Regions from separate parts of the Homo sapiens genome. Here region 1 is linked to region 2. A link is a loop called in an ENCODE intact Hi-C map of the cell type or tissue named here. Cell type or tissue: IMR-90. All regions are shown on one strand. Each heading gives the region's core, and the rest is flanking DNA. Links, peaks and the distances in the headings are about the cores only. Region 1 has its middle 14 kb from the start of FILNC1. Region 2 overlaps FILNC1 (FOXO induced long non-coding RNA 1).

What was found. A loop is a pair of places that touch in the nucleus more often than their neighbours do. Peaks named below come from ENCODE experiments on the same cell type or tissue, not always from the same donor. Only the 100,000 strongest peaks of a DNase experiment are listed, where the experiment ranks them.
Region 1: it touches region 2 in a loop (2.0-fold over the local background); 3 of 110 quality-filtered maps call a loop at or near these places.

Annotation. Positions count from the first base shown.
Region 1 is chr6:139,752,851-139,761,196 of GRCh38, forward strand. No RefSeq gene overlaps it. Among named protein-coding and RNA genes, the nearest start is that of FILNC1, 14 kb to the right of the region's middle. In IMR-90, for the core only: no CTCF peak of the experiment used is centred there; a DNase peak (open chromatin) is centred at 741; H3K27ac peaks cover 1,028 bases.
Region 2 is chr6:139,848,383-139,856,728 of GRCh38, forward strand. The region is part of intron 1 of FILNC1 (FOXO induced long non-coding RNA 1); the gene reads left to right. Among named protein-coding and RNA genes, the nearest start is that of FILNC1, 81 kb to the left of the region's middle. In IMR-90, for the core only: no CTCF peak of the experiment used is centred there; DNase peaks (open chromatin) are centred at 4,349, 5,489 and 7,489; H3K27ac peaks cover 2,073 bases.

The DNA.
Region 1 (8,346 bases), core at 101-8,100, 96 kb before region 2:
GGCATCCTCTCCTCTGACAACCCCCATAACTTAGGGGTTCACTCAGCTGTTATCCTCTCTGTGTGAACATTGTTAATTTAGTAAAATACAATGAAATCAGGACAATTGACAAAATCTGTTCTTATTCACTGCATTTATCTGGTGACCAGGAAAACATTTTCAATGTGACAACAGGCTTAGTCTCTTCTAGATAAAACTTCTCCTAGTCTTTTACTTGAACTCTTGATAATTTTTTACCTCAACAAAAATAGTCAAACTTTAAAGTTATATTATGCCAATACCTCATTTAATTCTATGATTGCAATAAAAGAAGTTGTGCTGCAAAACTAAACTTCCTAAATATCTGAAAGTTGTATTTTTGAACTTCAAACCTTTAAAAAATTGAATTATTTTTATTGGAAACATAATTATACTTGAAATTTCTCTGCTTTCTTAAACACCTTAAACGGTATATTAAACATAACTATTTTTATGACTCAGGTATAACTATAAATATAAATGTACCAATGCACTTATGGCCCATTAAAAGTTTGAAGCAGTTCACCTTTTCAATAAATCTTTGTATTATCTCAAATTACTATATTTTATTTGTCTGCTTTTAGTAGTTTTTCTGTTAGCTATTAATCCTTGCCATTCTTGGGGTGCCTACTCTATTACTCAGTTCCATCTCTTTTCCTTTTGCAGTTTCTAATCTGCTATGGTCTGGGAAGCACATAGCTAGCATTCTTAAAATTTTGTGAAAACAGGAGAAACATGCTTTATGCAGTGAATGAGCTTTACCGTCTGGATGTCAGGAAAACTATTTCTCTTGCCCAGAGGCCTTATTTGCTTATGTAGTGGAGGGACACAAATTATTTGCTTTCAGATGACACCAGACTCTTTTCATGGGGAAATTCTTTGATATCTGATAACTCCACCACTAATGTTCTAGGTGCTTTGATTCTCTGCGGAATGTAGAATGAACACACTCGTAATAATACAAGTGCTTTTAGGCATGCAAAATGCACATCCTAGCATACATTCTGAGGTGCTTATAGTGCAAAGAAAATGTATAGTTGTCAGGAAAATGAATGCTCAAAGAATTGACACATAAGTATTGTGGTGTATATGTTTTATTTTAATATGAACTTAGCTATTTTTAGTTAAAATGGGTTAGATAATAATCAATGTATTTGTTTACACCTTCTAAAAAGGGGAGTTAAGCCAAACTTCACTGGCAGAGAAAAAAATAAGCTAGGTGAAAATTAGAGATAGACAACTTATTGCCATAGAGAGAGAAGTAAAAATCTCAAAATCTTTACAAGCCTGAGAGGATTGAGGAATCTCTTGCTGAGTGAAAAAAAAAATTTAGTCACTTGAATTAAAATGCTTCCCCTTCGGGAGCAAATGAAAAATTTAATGTTTTTCTGACGTAGTCACACCTAATATAACAGTCTTTCCTTTGTAAGAGAATTCTCCATCTTAAAATCCTAGAATGCTCTGATGTCCAAGGCATAGACTCCTTAACAAGCATTTTCATTCTCTTTTTCTGATGCAGGAAGCTTCTTTAGTAGGTCACAAATAAACTTTAATTGCATTTTGTAATTAAAAACATGTTCAAATGATTACTAACTTTTAAAAACCCTTAATATGAAGTACTTTCATTCTTTTTTTAAATAGAAGTTTTGCAAAGACTTAGGAAAGTGTCCTAGAAAAGTATATGTGAATTTGTGTTTCTTTTAAAAAAATTATTCAGCCCAAATTGTTCCTCTTTAACCTTTTGTACATCTTTTCTAAGTTGTTAATTTGCTCCAGTGTTGTTGGGATAGTTGTGTGGTTCCATCTGCTTCTCTCTCTCACTGTGTGTGTGTGTGTGTGTGTGTGTGTGTGTGTGTGTGTGTGGATGGCTGAGGTAGCTGGAATATGAGAGGTGAGTTGTGGAGGAGAAAATTGAGATATGAAGGTATTTGGTGATGTATTTGGGGAGTTGATATCAACCTTGAGAGCTGACTGCCTTCAGCTTGACTGATAACAGTTATTTTTCTTTCTTCTCTTCTTTTCAAATCACTAAAATGGTTAAGGGTTTGCAGGATCAAATTAAGTACACTTGGTAGGAATTGCATTCATGTTGCAATGATCTCTGAGAACAGATTTAGCCAGCTATGGAGTTAGGTTCCGATTCCTGCTTTGTCCTCACATACAGTAGTTTGTTTACCTCTTTTCCGTGGCTAAAAATGAAAAACAGTAAACACAGAGACCATTTGCTCTGACCTTTTCCATCTTTGCGTATTATGCAACAATTTGGCTAACTGGGCAGAAAGTGACAGCATTTGACTCCCAGAAGAGATGCCAGTTGTGTGTATCTCATTACAATGTTCAACTAGATCAACTTCACTGTAAATATTAAAGAAGTGCCCCTTTAAGGCCCTTACTCTGACCTCTAATGCAATTCATTTCACAGAACATGAAAAACAAATCACCAGAATAAACTTCCTGAATTGTATTTGTGAGCTAATTCTCAATCTACTTATAAATATTATTAGGAGTATTGGCTAAATGCTACCATATGTTAAGGCAGAATTTGTAGAATCAAAATGCCATACACATCACACAATAAATGGAGTTCACTGCTTCTATCATCCTTAGTTATTTTAACTTTATACTTGTGGTGTGTTATGAAGGCTATTTCCCCCTAAGGAACATGTGCAGTGTGTAAATTATTAACTCGTTAATTCCTGAGGTCCTTAGGCTTCAAGGACACAACCGTTTATTTTTCTCTAGTTTGCTGGTTTCATAAACGTGGAAACTGGAAGACTTACAGCAGGAAATTAATGCTAAGCCAAAAATAGAGCTCAGGTTTTTGTTTTTAGTACAGGATTGAAGAGCTTTTGCATGGAAATAAATTTATGCTATTTGTAGGCATGATATCAATTGAGATTAGAAAAATTGTTTCTGACTGACTATAATATTTAATTGTTTTAAATTACTTTAAAGTATAAATATGACATTTTGGTTTGGGGAAATGTATTGCCCTTAAAGCACTATCACTTAACTGGAACTTATTCAATGAAATTATTAATGTAGTAAGAGAAATATAGCCTGATAAAGTCAACACATACAAGTTTGACTCAGGCCGGGTGCAGTGGCTCACACCTGTAATTCCAGCACTTTGGGAGGCCGAGGCAGGCAGATCACCTGATGTCAAGAGCTCGAGACAGCCTAACCAACCTGGAGAAACCCCATCTCTACTAAAAATACAAAAGATTAGCCAGGCGTGTTAGCACATGCCTGTAATCCCAGCTAGTCGGGAGGCTGAGACAGGAGAATCACTTGAACCCGGGAGGCAGAGGTTGCGGTGAGCTAAGATCATGCCATTGTACTCCAGCCTGGGCAGCAAGAGCAAAACACAATCCAGAAAAAAAAAAAAAAAAAAGATCGACTCTGCCATCACATGTATCATGAATCCAGTGATCATCTACTGTGTGACACTTCGTGAATGAGGAATCAGGAGACAGCAGAACTAAAAGGAGCCAGTCTTGAAAAAAAAAAAAAGGAGCAAGTTTATGATGGCTTTTGTTTTGTGTATTTCAGAATTCTCCAGAGGCCTTACAAGCTACTTGGCATTTTTTAAAAAAAATAATCCTTCTACTATATATGCTATAATTATATACTTAATTACAGCTTGTTTTAGGATCATCTGTGAAAAATGTATTACAAATACACTTTGAGGATATGACTACAATAATAACACAATGGAAGGTAGCTGAATCCAAGGATAATTTGGCAAATACTAACAAAGAGTTTACTAAAGCAACACTGATTTAAAGGATACAGATACAACTAAGGACACGAGGAAAAGAAAATAATCAAATAGATGTGCTTTGCATTCACAGTAGAGTATCTTAGCAGTTATAAGATGGAATACTTTAGGAAATATTTTACACATAATCATTTTCTAAAGACCTGAGGAATTCTTTTAGGAATTCCTCATCATTATTGTTACTTTTTTCTTTTCTTAATATGCTTTGAGCATCAAAATTCCTGTATCAGTGCCATTGTAATCATACTATATAAATATGTTGCCCATCACATGAATTCATAAATTAGGGTGAAGTAACAAATGACGAATGGACAAGGCACAAAGAGAGCTCAGTAATTTTACACTGGGGAGATAAAGGAGGGGAAAAAAACACGGGAAACTATATTTCCATTGAAGATGTTTTTCTTTTTCACATATGCTTTCAGCATCTTAATTGTGAAAACTCATGGGCATTCATAATATAAGAAAATCTGGTGTAATAGTGGTCATTTCTACAGCAGAATGCAGCTATTGACTGTTTACTAGAAAAAGGGAGACTCAAAGCCTATTTGGAAACAGGTGGCAGAACGAGGGAACTAAGTAGTGAGGGGTACAATGAGGATTTAATGAGGGATGCTGTTGGTTCCAGTGATTCTCAGTGGTGGCTGTTCATGAGATTCGTTTTTGAGGAGCCTTTAAAAAGTACCGATGTCTGCCACAAACCCCTCTCTGCCACACCCCACCCTCCATATTCTGATTCAATTGAGAGTGGAGGACAAACAAAATATGGAAGATTTTTGGTGTGCAAACTGATCTGATGACTAGTTCTGAAGATTGCTTGGAAATAGTGAAGATGGGGGAAAAGCATGGAGGAAATCTTAATATAGAAGGGACTGAGACAAGAAAGAGAATGAATTGACAGAAACAATGGGAAAAGAGGCATGCAGTTCATGGACAAACCATCCAAGGAGCTTAACTGCGGTAAATAGAAGATGAGTTAATATTCCCAAGAGACATATACTTTCCTATGTATGGATGTAAAGTAGATTATTGATATTTCTTGGTAAATCTCCCAAACCTGGCTTTTTCACACTAAATTTCCAGCCACTGCTAACAACTCCCACTGTGCATTCATCCAGAAGTTTCTGAAATTGGTACCAGACAAAGAGAGCTATCAGGCATTTTCAGCAGGCCATAATATTCTGGATCAGTTAAATAAGAAAGGAACAAAAGGATTAAATTGGTAAGTCAATGGTAAGACTGAGAATATCTATGAGGTTCCTACCCTGAAACAAAATAGTTGAAGAGTTATGCAATTTGTGTGAGGTTTCTGAGGAATCTTTATTTTGCAAGATTTGTAACACTATGTTATTTTGGCTGAGGATACCATAAAAACAAAGTCATTTCCAACAGTGCACCGAAAATCTTTGCACTTTTTCTGTGTTCCAAGCTCAAGGGACTACCTATCATTCTAAAAATATATCAGCCCAAACTACCTTTGCTTTTTTTTTGAATGTCTTTATGTCTTCAATATCATTTTTTTAGTCTCACTCCAAAAGACACATTCTCTGTTAAACATCTTGCAGTTGATGAAAGGCAGTATCTAGGTATGCTGTCATCCAGAACACACACATCTTTAATATCACTTTCATGTTGCTCTGTTTACTTATCTGCCTCTCTTTCTGGATAGACTGAGAGTAATTCAAAGAGAGTTTACAGCCATTGCCTTGCAGAATGTCTGTTTTTAATTGCACTGGAAAGCTAACCCTTCTGTTGGGTAACTAGAACCCCTGATGAAAGAGAACTGGACAAATGCTTGCTGCATTAAGTTGACACCCTTCACCTACTTGGAAATGTTCTTTTTGGCCAGTCCCGTTGAAGCAACTTTAGTTATGTCAGCTGAGTCTGTTCCGTGGTGTGTTTTTGTGTGAGTGGGTTCATCGGTCTCAAGGGGTGTATGAATCAACTAAAAATATATGAAAATTTTGCTTGTTTGTGCAGCACATGTGCTTTGAAAGAAAGATTTGTTGAGATTCTCAAAGTGGTCTAAGGCCCAAAACAGATGATAAAATAAAACACTATCATAAGCAGTGAAAAACTAGACAGTTTATCACTGAATTCCAAAATTAGACGAGGATGACCATTATGATTACATCGTATTTATTGGAAAATAAAGGCAAAATTTATTACCTGCAGCATTATTATAGTCTACCTAAGAACAAAACAAAAAACTAACTGAAACTTTTAGTACTAAAACTAATAGAATTCAGGAAAGTGGCTAGATATAAAATAAATTTAAATGTCAATAGGTTTATATTTGCAAAATTACTTGGTAATATAATTTTTAACAATCCCAGTTCATCAGTGATAAAAGTATATAATACATCAAAATTTAATAAGCTCTTTGCAAGACGTCTACCAGAAAAATAAAATAACTTTCCTGACAATCATGAAGGAGGACTTAATAAATACAAAACTGCGCTGTATTCTTCGGTGAGATGATTTAGTACTGGAAAAATTCCAAGTAAATGTATAAATTACCTCAGTGCAGCTAAAAATGTAAATTTAAATAATAATTAGATACATTTTTATCTTTCAGATTAGCAAAGCTTAAAAATATGTGGAATAGTGTACTTTCTCATATATTGCTGACAGGGATATAAATTGTTACAACTTTTTGGGCAGTAACTTGGAACTATGTAGCAAAGTTTTAAACTTCTCCCTCCATAGTTCTGTTTTTATAAATTTATTCTCCAGAAATATTCACCCAAGTGATTGTAATAGTGATATATTAGAAACATCATGAAAGTTTGTCAATAAGAATTGGATTAAAAAATTATTTTCCATCCCTTTGGGGAAATATTGGGCAGACATTAAAAGGATGTGGCAGTTTTATCCATCAAACACAAATCTTGTCCTTGTTTATAATGACAATTATGCAAAAGCAAGCTGAGACACACAGCTTAATGTAACTACATCTTTATTTTTAAAAAAAGTATATGTGTGTCTTTGTGTAGGGGGGGTGTGTGTGTGTGTGTGTAGGATGCATGTAAGAAAGTTCACGAAGGAATAGACTGATTAGTGGTCATTTCTTGGAGTAGAATTTCAGGGGCTTTTTGTTTTTTACATCGTCCTCATTTTCACAACTCTTCAAGACTTTTACAATAACAATACCTTATGTTATTAATTGGAAACAAACATAAAGATTTCTTTATCTCTTCAGCCTTTCACCTTAAGATTGTTATGGCTTCATCTCTGTTTTCACCATACTTAAACTTCAGAACACAACCCTTTTTAGGGGAACTGCCTACCCAGTCCCTCAAGAGAAGACAGACACCATTCACTATTTTATAGCTGAGTAGAGCTAATGATGGAAATGACAATGATAATGACAAGAGAGGGCCTGACACATTTCTGAGCTTTTCGTCAACTTTTACTGCTCGCTCTTCACCTCCCTGTGATCCCCTGCCCTAAATGAGAGTGTTAGAATGTATGTCATTAAAGTTCATTTCATTTGAAGCACACATATTAAAAAAGGAAAAGAATCACAAAGATCCTTTTGCTTTACCAAAAGAAAAATATATTCCTCAGACGGTCAAGGCTAGGCAGAGCTTTTTAAAGCTGGAATGTGAAATTTTGGATCCAGAGCTTTTCTTGATAAGGAAAAAAACTTTTAAATGGAGATAAAAAATTAAATTGGAAACATCCAGACGTATTTAGAGAGGCCTATTTGTTGGTTTTCCAAGTAGTTACTACATCCCCAAGCCTCTAGATTTTTTTATTAAAATGCTTTTTAAGAAATATCTCATCATTGCATAATCTATTGGGCACAAAGAGAATGTTCTCATTGTAATCAAATACTGAAGAACGTTGAAGAAACCCCATCATTTCTTTAATTTTATTGCAATTTTGATTGTATGATTATTTATTTCAACATTAAAGAATATTTCTCTTTTAAAGTCTCTACTGATCAAGCGCACAATGAGTTATTTTAAAACACATTCCAAATATTTTATTTTGCCCAGCTTCCTGTTGACAGGTACAATAGTCCCATCTTAGCTTCTGTTCACACAAGAACACATTTTGAAACCCAATTAATAAAAGGTAGAGCTACGCAAGCTCTGCAGAGCCCAGCACCTGCTGAGCAAACTGTCAAATGTTTGCCACGGTACTTAGAGCTGTATTATGGCAAAATGGAAAAAAATAGGCATGGGAATAAAATTTAAAACCCACAATGAAATAGTTGATTAAGAAAATTAAGCCATTTAGTACAGACCCATGCCTCTGCCTCCTGGAGGAAACCTTAGGAGGCTGTGTGGACCAGAGTCAGTTAAAACATTTGTCCTCTGTGGCAATGACTGCTTAATTTTATTCACAAAGGACTCCTTTGGCATTCATCTAAATTTTCAGACCCCTTTTCAAATTTATTCATAAGTTTCCTCTTTCCCAGTGACCCCAACATACTCGGTGCTGGGAAAGAGTCTGTCAACAAATGGCAGATCTGCACCTAAGCCAGCATGAAGCCTTAGGGGTCCTGAGGCCCAACTTCAGATAGCTCCTTGGGATGG
Region 2 (8,346 bases), core at 79-8,078:
CCCATTTTATGTGTGAAGTAAAGGTTTTTCTCCATGTGATCCAGCTAAAAAACAAGATTTGTATTCATGGGGACCTAGGTTTAATTCTGATTTTATCATTTACTAGTTGTGTTCTCTTCTCAAGTTACTTGACAAATTAGCATGGTTTTCCCTTAAACAGGGATAATGGTTTGTGTCTTCGGGTAATTGGGAAGATTTTCTGCATCTCTCTTCTTAGCACCAGTTTCCTGCATTGTAGCTACCACAACCTTATGCTTCTACATCCCTTTTACTATACCTTGGTTTAGTCACTTGTTTGTTTCTGCTTAGACTTTCGTAATACTCCCCTGCATCGACTCTTTGCCTTCTGTCTCAGGCCTTGTATTGACTCTCCATAAAACTGTCAAATATACTTTTCCAAATGGAAATCTGTTATGTTATTTCTCTGGCTTAAATCTGCAGAGAGCTCCCGACTGTCTGCGGAAAAAAGTTCAAACTCCTTAGGGTGGATTTCAAGATTCCAATGTCCATTTGGACACATTCCTCACCTACTTCAACTCAGACCACTATCACCATCTGTGCCCCCCTGCTCTGACCGTTTCATATTACCTGTAGGTTCCTGAGTGTGTCCTCCCCTGTCCTGCCTCTATATATTTGATTGGGCTGTACTGTCGGCCAGGAGTGTCTATCTTAATTATTTCTTGTTGGTAACTACTTCTCTGTAAACATTCAACTGAGCAACAGTTTGTTGTATAAATCTCCCCAGTTGGTTAGTAGCTGGATGTACCAAACCATTTCATAGCACTAGTTCTCTAGCTATTCTCTTTTTAAAATTAAAAGTTATTTTGTTGTTGTTGTTGTTGTTTGTTTTGTTTTGTGACGGAGTCTTGCTCTGTCACCAAGCTGGAGTGTAGTGGCGTGATCTTGGCTCACTGCAACCTCCGCCTCCTGGGTTCAAGCAATTCTCCTGCCTCAGCCTCCCAAGTAACTGGGACTACAGGCACGCCCCACCATGCCCAGCTAATTTTTGTATTTTTAGTAGATGGGGTTTCACCATGTTGGCCAGGATGGTCTCGATCTCTTGACTTTGTGATTTGCCCTCCTCGGCCTCCCAAAGTGCTGGGATTACAGGCTTGAGACACCTTGCCTGGCCTAAAAGTTATTTTTATCAGCTGTACACACATAATTTTCCATATCAACTGGTCCTATAATGCTAAACAAGAAACAAGTTCCTTGTCACACTCTTGTCTACATTCAGTTTCTACTTCTTCAAAACTGCCACCTTGTACGATCTCAGTAGTTTCTTCTAGTTGCCTCTGTATTTCTAAATGGTATGCTTGTGACACTATTTCTTGATTTTTCCATTTTAGATCTTAATTCCCCATTCTGGATAATGCAGGTTTGATTTCTCTTACACTTCCTTAGTACCGTCTTCCTTCCACTGTTTTCCCCATTCACCCAATACAATCAATAGTTAGGTTAAACTAATATTCAGTACTTACATTGTCATGGCTATGTTAACCAGCATCCATAGGTTAACTATACAGTGTACTATGACTACATTTCTTGTTCATACAGCTTTTTGTTAACCTGAAATTAATAAGAAATCAGTGTACCTACCACTGATTTCTTCCAAAATTCTTTGCCAAAGTTCATTCAAAGCATCAGGTGAGCTTTCATCCACCCCCCACCCCCACTCCCCCATCCCCCAGGAGACATCCTTCTGGAATTTTCCATCCTGTTGCTTCAACCTGGACCAGTTTCTTGCTATCTACACCTCAATTATTATTCCATAATGTCCCTTCATCCTTTTGAAGAGAATGCTCCTGGTCTTTTTTGGTTGGTCTCTTGTTTTCTGAATCCCAAATGCTCCTTATCTTGACTCACACACACATCTAATTGCTATACCTTTTCTATTAGTTCACTAAGAAAAGATACATAGGAGTTACATTTTTTGAGACTTTGCATGTCTTAAAACATCTTTTTACTTTCATACATGTTTGATAGTTTGCTGGGTAACTTTCATACATGTTTGATAGTTTGCTGGGTATAGAATTCTAGATTGAAAAGAATTTTTATTCAAAATTTTAAAGACATTTTTACCTTCCAAGAGTACATTTGAGAAAACTGATGCTACTCTATTTTCTGATTCTTTTTCTGCCAAATTGGTTTTTGTTGTTCATGTAAAATTGAACAATTTTTAAAAATATAGACCTTTTTAGAATTGTTACTATATCCCCGGTGATCCAAAATTTCACAGCTTGCCTTGATGTAGTTCTTTATTTTATTCATTGTGCTGGCTCATTGATGGGATCTTTTAATCTGTAAATCCATGCCTTTCATTCTTGAAAAATCTACTTGAATAATTTCTTGGGTAATTTTTCACTCCAATTTCTCTTCAAAAACTCCTATTATTCAGACGTTGGACCTCTTTGGCTGATTCTCTATTATTAATTTATTTCCTGTTCTCCATCTTTCTCTTTCTTTTCTATTTTATGGCTCCTCATCAAATTTATCTTCTAATCCTCTATGGAATTTTAATTTTTTATATTATATTTTAAATTTTTGAATAGCTCTTTTTGTTCTCAGATTTTTTGACAGCATTATCTTATTGCATTCATATAATTTTTTAAATTATAAATATGATAATAGATTTTATAAATCTATTTTTATCTTCCTTTTCTTTATGTCTTCCAAGGTTTTAAATTATCTTTATTTTTGTCTATGCCATTCATAAAATATCTTTGACTATTTAGCTTGCTGTGCACATTTGTTAACGACACACTAAGAAGCTAACTGGACACTGTGCATTTATGGGTGGAACTTGTTAAATGCTAGACTTCCCAGTAGAATTACAGGGTTGGGAATCTTCACTGGGGGAGGTCCCCAAATGGTAGAATTTATAGAGCTTTTCTCCCCTAGTAATTCTCCCATCTTCTTCTTGCAGGCATAACCCTGATAGCATTCTTTCTAGAACTTCGCCAAATAAGCGGACTGGAATAATATTCAGACTATAGACTTTCACGTAACCTTCTTTTTTTAAGAAATGAATCACAGCTCTTATCTGGGCCCGGTTTTCTTGCATCCAGGGTTTTTGTTATTCTGTATTGTTAGAAAGTAAAATTTTAGTCTGTCAAGGATGGGGAAGGGGCTATCTCTGAGCACCTAGGGTGTAGGTCTCTATTTGTTTCTTAAACAGAATTTTAGCTAATACCTATGGACTTTTAGCTGTATACTCTACTTCCATAAGTACTTAATGATTTATGTTTCAAGGATCCCCAGAATCCTAGTGTTATTTGGCTCAATTTTAAGGTTTTCTTAAAATAGTCTGGGGTTTCTACTGTGTCATTTACTACTCATCCTTCTGCTTCTTGATTTTCTTATTAAAACAAAATCCTGTTATCTCCTCTCCCTTTTTCATTAATCTCTTAAACGTGCTTTTTATCTTCTTTTAAAATACGTTTACTGCCAATTTTGGAAGAAAAACGTGGTAAATGGCATGCCTTCATTCCTCCACATTGATCTGGAATTCCTTCTCTGTCTTAATTTGGTTCAGCCTATATCCACATACACCAAGGCTAGACTTAAAGATAAAATCAATTATTTTAATTTTACCAGCTTTGGTCAATAATTTTGTTTCTATGTTTTTCTGACTTAGTCAGTTTTTATGTAAGTCAAGGTGGTTGAGTATTATAAGTTTCTATTACTATAATGATTTCATATTCAAACACTGGATAGGAAAAATTGATTATGGGCTTGGCATCTATCTATACGGTTTTACAGAAAGAGAGAAAAAAACACTTTTAGATAGTGGTATCAAAAAAGGTTGATATATATTTTTTATCATCTCCTCTCCTTCCTTGTTTGCAAGCTACTAACAGTCACACCCAAGGATAAAACATTCCTATGCATTTACAACTTTTCACTAGCAAAGACCTGACTACTAAACAAAGGCAGCTTGACCAGACCACGGTTTTATGATGGGCTTGAGAGGGGCTTTGTTTCACATTCTGGTTGTATTTTCAGTGGGGCTCATTCTTAACTGTTTCATGATTTGGGGAGACACATTGCTGATTTTATTGTTCAGAGCCTTTCTTCTCCTTTTTCTTGTGGAATGAGTGATGTTCCACACGGAAGATTAAGATATATAATAACAAAACAGAAACTCTCACGTTTAGCTGTAGTTAGATTTATGGTTAAGTTTATGGAGATTACTTAGGGCTGGGAACACACGTCCAAGAACGTCTCTGCAGTTACAACTGTGCATGGAGTGAGATGCTGTTACAGACTATGGACAGTAAATACCTCTGAGGTTGTGTGTCACTTCCTGTAGGCCCATGAGTCTTTCTGATTTAAGTAGGAAGGTGTCTGTTAGTAATGCAAACAAAACCTAGTTTAACCTCTGATTCCCAACATCTGGAATATTTATCTCTTTGGCAATTGTGCGGTTCACTGAACACTCACCATTCCAGTGGTCCACTGAAGAAGGATTTTGGCTTGAAAAGAGACCGCCATGGGAAAAAAAAAATCTAATTCAGAGTAGTTATCACTGAGAATACCAAAAGGATTTGTGATAGCAATATCCCTTTGACTCCACAGCTGGTCTGCGTGGATTGTGCTCTAGTGAGAGCCTGTTTTCCTAATGCCGTGAGAAAAGACATAGATTCTTCCTTTGGACCTTATTACAACACAAGATTTTTTTTATTGTACACTTTAAAGACTCTTTAATCCGAAAACTTAGTTTCAACTTTTTATTTCTCTGTATGCCTCTGAATGGAATCCAAACAATTCAACATCGTTTTTTTTTCTTTTTCTCTTTCAGAAATGGATGAGAGATTCAAGTATACTTTTTTGATGTCCTGTGGACATTTTTGCATTTTTATATTCTTCATTAAACATAAAACAAAGAGCTTTGGTTCTGAATACAAGAGAATATAAGTTGTTAAGACCATTAACAACTCGTTAATGGTCACAGGCATTCTGGATCTTTTCCCATAGCTTCTGGGGACACACTCTTTCTCAAATGCTGGGTAGAACAGTAAGTGTGGTTAAGGCTGACTTGAGAATGAAGTTGGAATTGGATGCAGCAGTTTCACAATGACATCAAGGTCCAAGGTCAGGGAAGTGGCAAGACCTTTACCCAGCAGAGTTAACTATAAGCCATAAAAGTATCTAGGAGCAGACCTGAGTGAAGCACGTGTTCAGTTAGTTATTGAAACAAAAGTATGTAGCTTGTCTCAAGTTCCTGGTAACTACTTCAGGGCTGATTGACTAGGTATTTCTGTGTGTATGTAATTGCTTTTCTCCATTTAAGAATAAACTACAAGGAACAGATACTATATAGCTTCTGGAAGTTTATTTCTTCTAGCAAATGGCAACTTTAGTTTTTTATTGGTTGAAGCCCTTGGGCACGTTTTAAAATATTGCCTTGTAAAATGTGATGAGTGTATTCCTAAAGCTCTAGTGTCTTAACTCAGCTCTCCACAGCCCCACATTCCTTTTACATGCATGTCTCCTAACTGGACATTAGGGAAGTTTTTTTTCTCCCAACTTCTCATTGATAATATAAATAACCACCACTTGTATAACATAGAATATCTTACAAATACTGTCATATGCCTGACCTCATTGGTCCTTATTCTGCGAAGCAAATATTGTTATTACTGTTTTACAAATGACAAAAGAGATGCTGAGAAAAATGGATTTGACCAAGGTCAAGCAGTTAATGAATAATAAAGGTGAATTCAGAATGCAAGACTTCAGACTCCAAAACACTTCATTGTTTTTTAAGCAGAGTTAAGATCCTTTGCTTTCCTCTTCATCAGAGAATAACAGTCAAATGTAAAAATAGCTTATTTATAATTATAGGCCAAGGCAGTAGCAAAGAGCTAAAAGAATTAATTAGTAAGTATTTATTGATACTTGTATTATGTCCAGTACTGTGTTAAGAACCATATAGCAGTGGTTTGCAAAAGCTTTTTCTTATGCCAGTTTTATAAGGAAACTTTCAGCAAAATCAGACAAATAAGAACCCTATTCACACATATGCACCTCTCCACACATATATCTCCATTATGAGATTTCTAATCACTCTTCTCTGCTTTAGCTTTTCTTCTTAGCATTATCACTACCTGACGCTATAGCTTATTTATAGTGTATATTGGCTACAAATTCCAATAAAATGTAAACACAAATTAGAGCACAGATTTTTGTCTGTTGTGTTTATTGCTGTATACCCAGCAGCTAGAGTTATACCTGGCACATAGTAGGCATCCCATAAATATTTGTGGAATGAATTAATGAATGACAAAGCTAACATACATTAAAGCAAAACAACCAAGTCTTTAATAGGGTTATATGAAATCTAGCTACAATAAGGATTCAGAGAAGGGGGACAATTTAAAGCTAGCATTTTTCAAAGAAGAGTCTGAAGAAAAAATGCTATTCATGCAGGGTTGTGAAATCTGGATTGGGTTTGAATAGTTGAGATGAAGAAGGGAGCTATTAAAGCTGAAAAGAGTAAAGAAGCAAAGGTGAGTAGACGTCAACGAGTAACAGTGAAGACCTAGCCGTGCCTGGAGTAAATTAAGGTGATCTATGTCTCCGGCTTTCCAAGGTACTCCCCGAAGTGTTTAGCTAACAATTTATTCTTACATGTATATGTTTTTACCTTTTGTAGAAACAAATGTATTTGTCTGTATTTTTCTTTAATTCTGATACAATGGATACAATAGAGAGCAGAAATCAATTATTTAATATGTTAGAAAAATGCCTTTTGTGAGTGGGTCAAAGAAATAACTCTAGATGATAGAAGAGACTTGGAAGTGAATTACACATTTCAGTATGCAGTGCTGTGTTGGTTGACAAGTGAACAAACACCTTCATAAATTAGTAGCTCTTAATTGTAGCTTGAAAGACAAATAAATGGGTGGTTTAGACCTTTTGTCTCATTTCATCTGTAATGTTATGAAGTATGACCCCTGTTGAGTTTTTCTTGTTTGAAAATACTGAGCTAAAATTCAGTTGTTTTTCCAATGACTTTGTCCGGGTTAATTCTTTACTTCCATCTTCTCATTGCTTAAACAGGAATATAATGTCATGTTCATTAATAGTTTGTATGTATTTAGTGCTTTAGAGACAGTGACCTAATTTTGATAGATCATGATATATTTTGATATGTGACATGCCACCGGATTGTAAATAATATCCTAGTGTGACTTCCTGCTGCATTTCTTGGACTGATGCTGACATTTCTGAGGTTATTGCTAGAATGCTCTTTTTTTTTTTATTCTAAGGCATTTTTTTTCATGGCTTATTTTTAGATTTTATATAGCATCTTTCCTTCGAGGAGCTCAAAGCAAATTTTGCAAATGTGAACAATCTTCTTTGGTCAGTATGTTTTGGTTTGGAGAAGGAAAAAATGTAATACTAATTTCCTGCCTCTGTATGTCCTTCTAAAAAATCAAACTGAATGCCCTTCTCACCTCTCCTTTTCTCTGACTTAAGGAGTTTTATTTTATACAGAGGCTTAACAGAAAGAGCTTAGACCTTGAATCACCAGTGAGGAGGCTGAACCATTAAAACAAAACACAGCAGAGAGAGCCTTCAGGAAAGGCAGTGTTAAGCACAAGGCAGATTGTCAAAAAATGCTGTAGGTGATTGCAAAAACCCTCTGCAAGGATGTTTTCAGTCAACACAAGTGGGTCGCTTAATTTTTCGAGTGAATGCCCTTAATGGGGGGACTTTAGCTGCAGTCTCACTAGCCAGAGCTGTCTCATTACAGGAGATGTGGTCCAGTCTGTGAAATGTTTATTTTGTAACTAACCCCTCTAGCAGTGGAGGGAACTGTTTACTATTCCTTCTTGTTCTCTAGTGTGTGTATGTGTGGTTTTTTTTTTCTCTTAATTAAAGAATCACTGTTGAACTTCAGAAACCTCTCCAGGAAGAAAAAAATAAAAAGAAGGAAAAAAGAGAGAGAGAGAAAGAACAGAGGGAAGAAAAAGAGAGAAAGAGAAGAGAAAATAGGGTTGAAAACTGTGTCTTTTGCTCATTCATTCTTAAGGATTATTTCCAGAAGAAGAATTGTAATATTCATTGACCTCCCCAGGAGTGTGTGTACATGAAAATGTGTGCGAATGTTTGTGTGCAGGCCCGAGTAGGAAACAGTGCTATGTAAACAGTGTCAATGTATCTATCCCACCAACTAACATTCAAAGTTTTCTTTGTTAATGATATTCTGAAGGAGAATAAAAGATGGAACCTGATTCTATCCCATACAAACAAAAATTACACAAGCCAGTAGGAAAATCTAAATTCTGAATTTGGTTGGATTTCATTTGAGCTTGCAAAATTATTAGGCAATGGCAT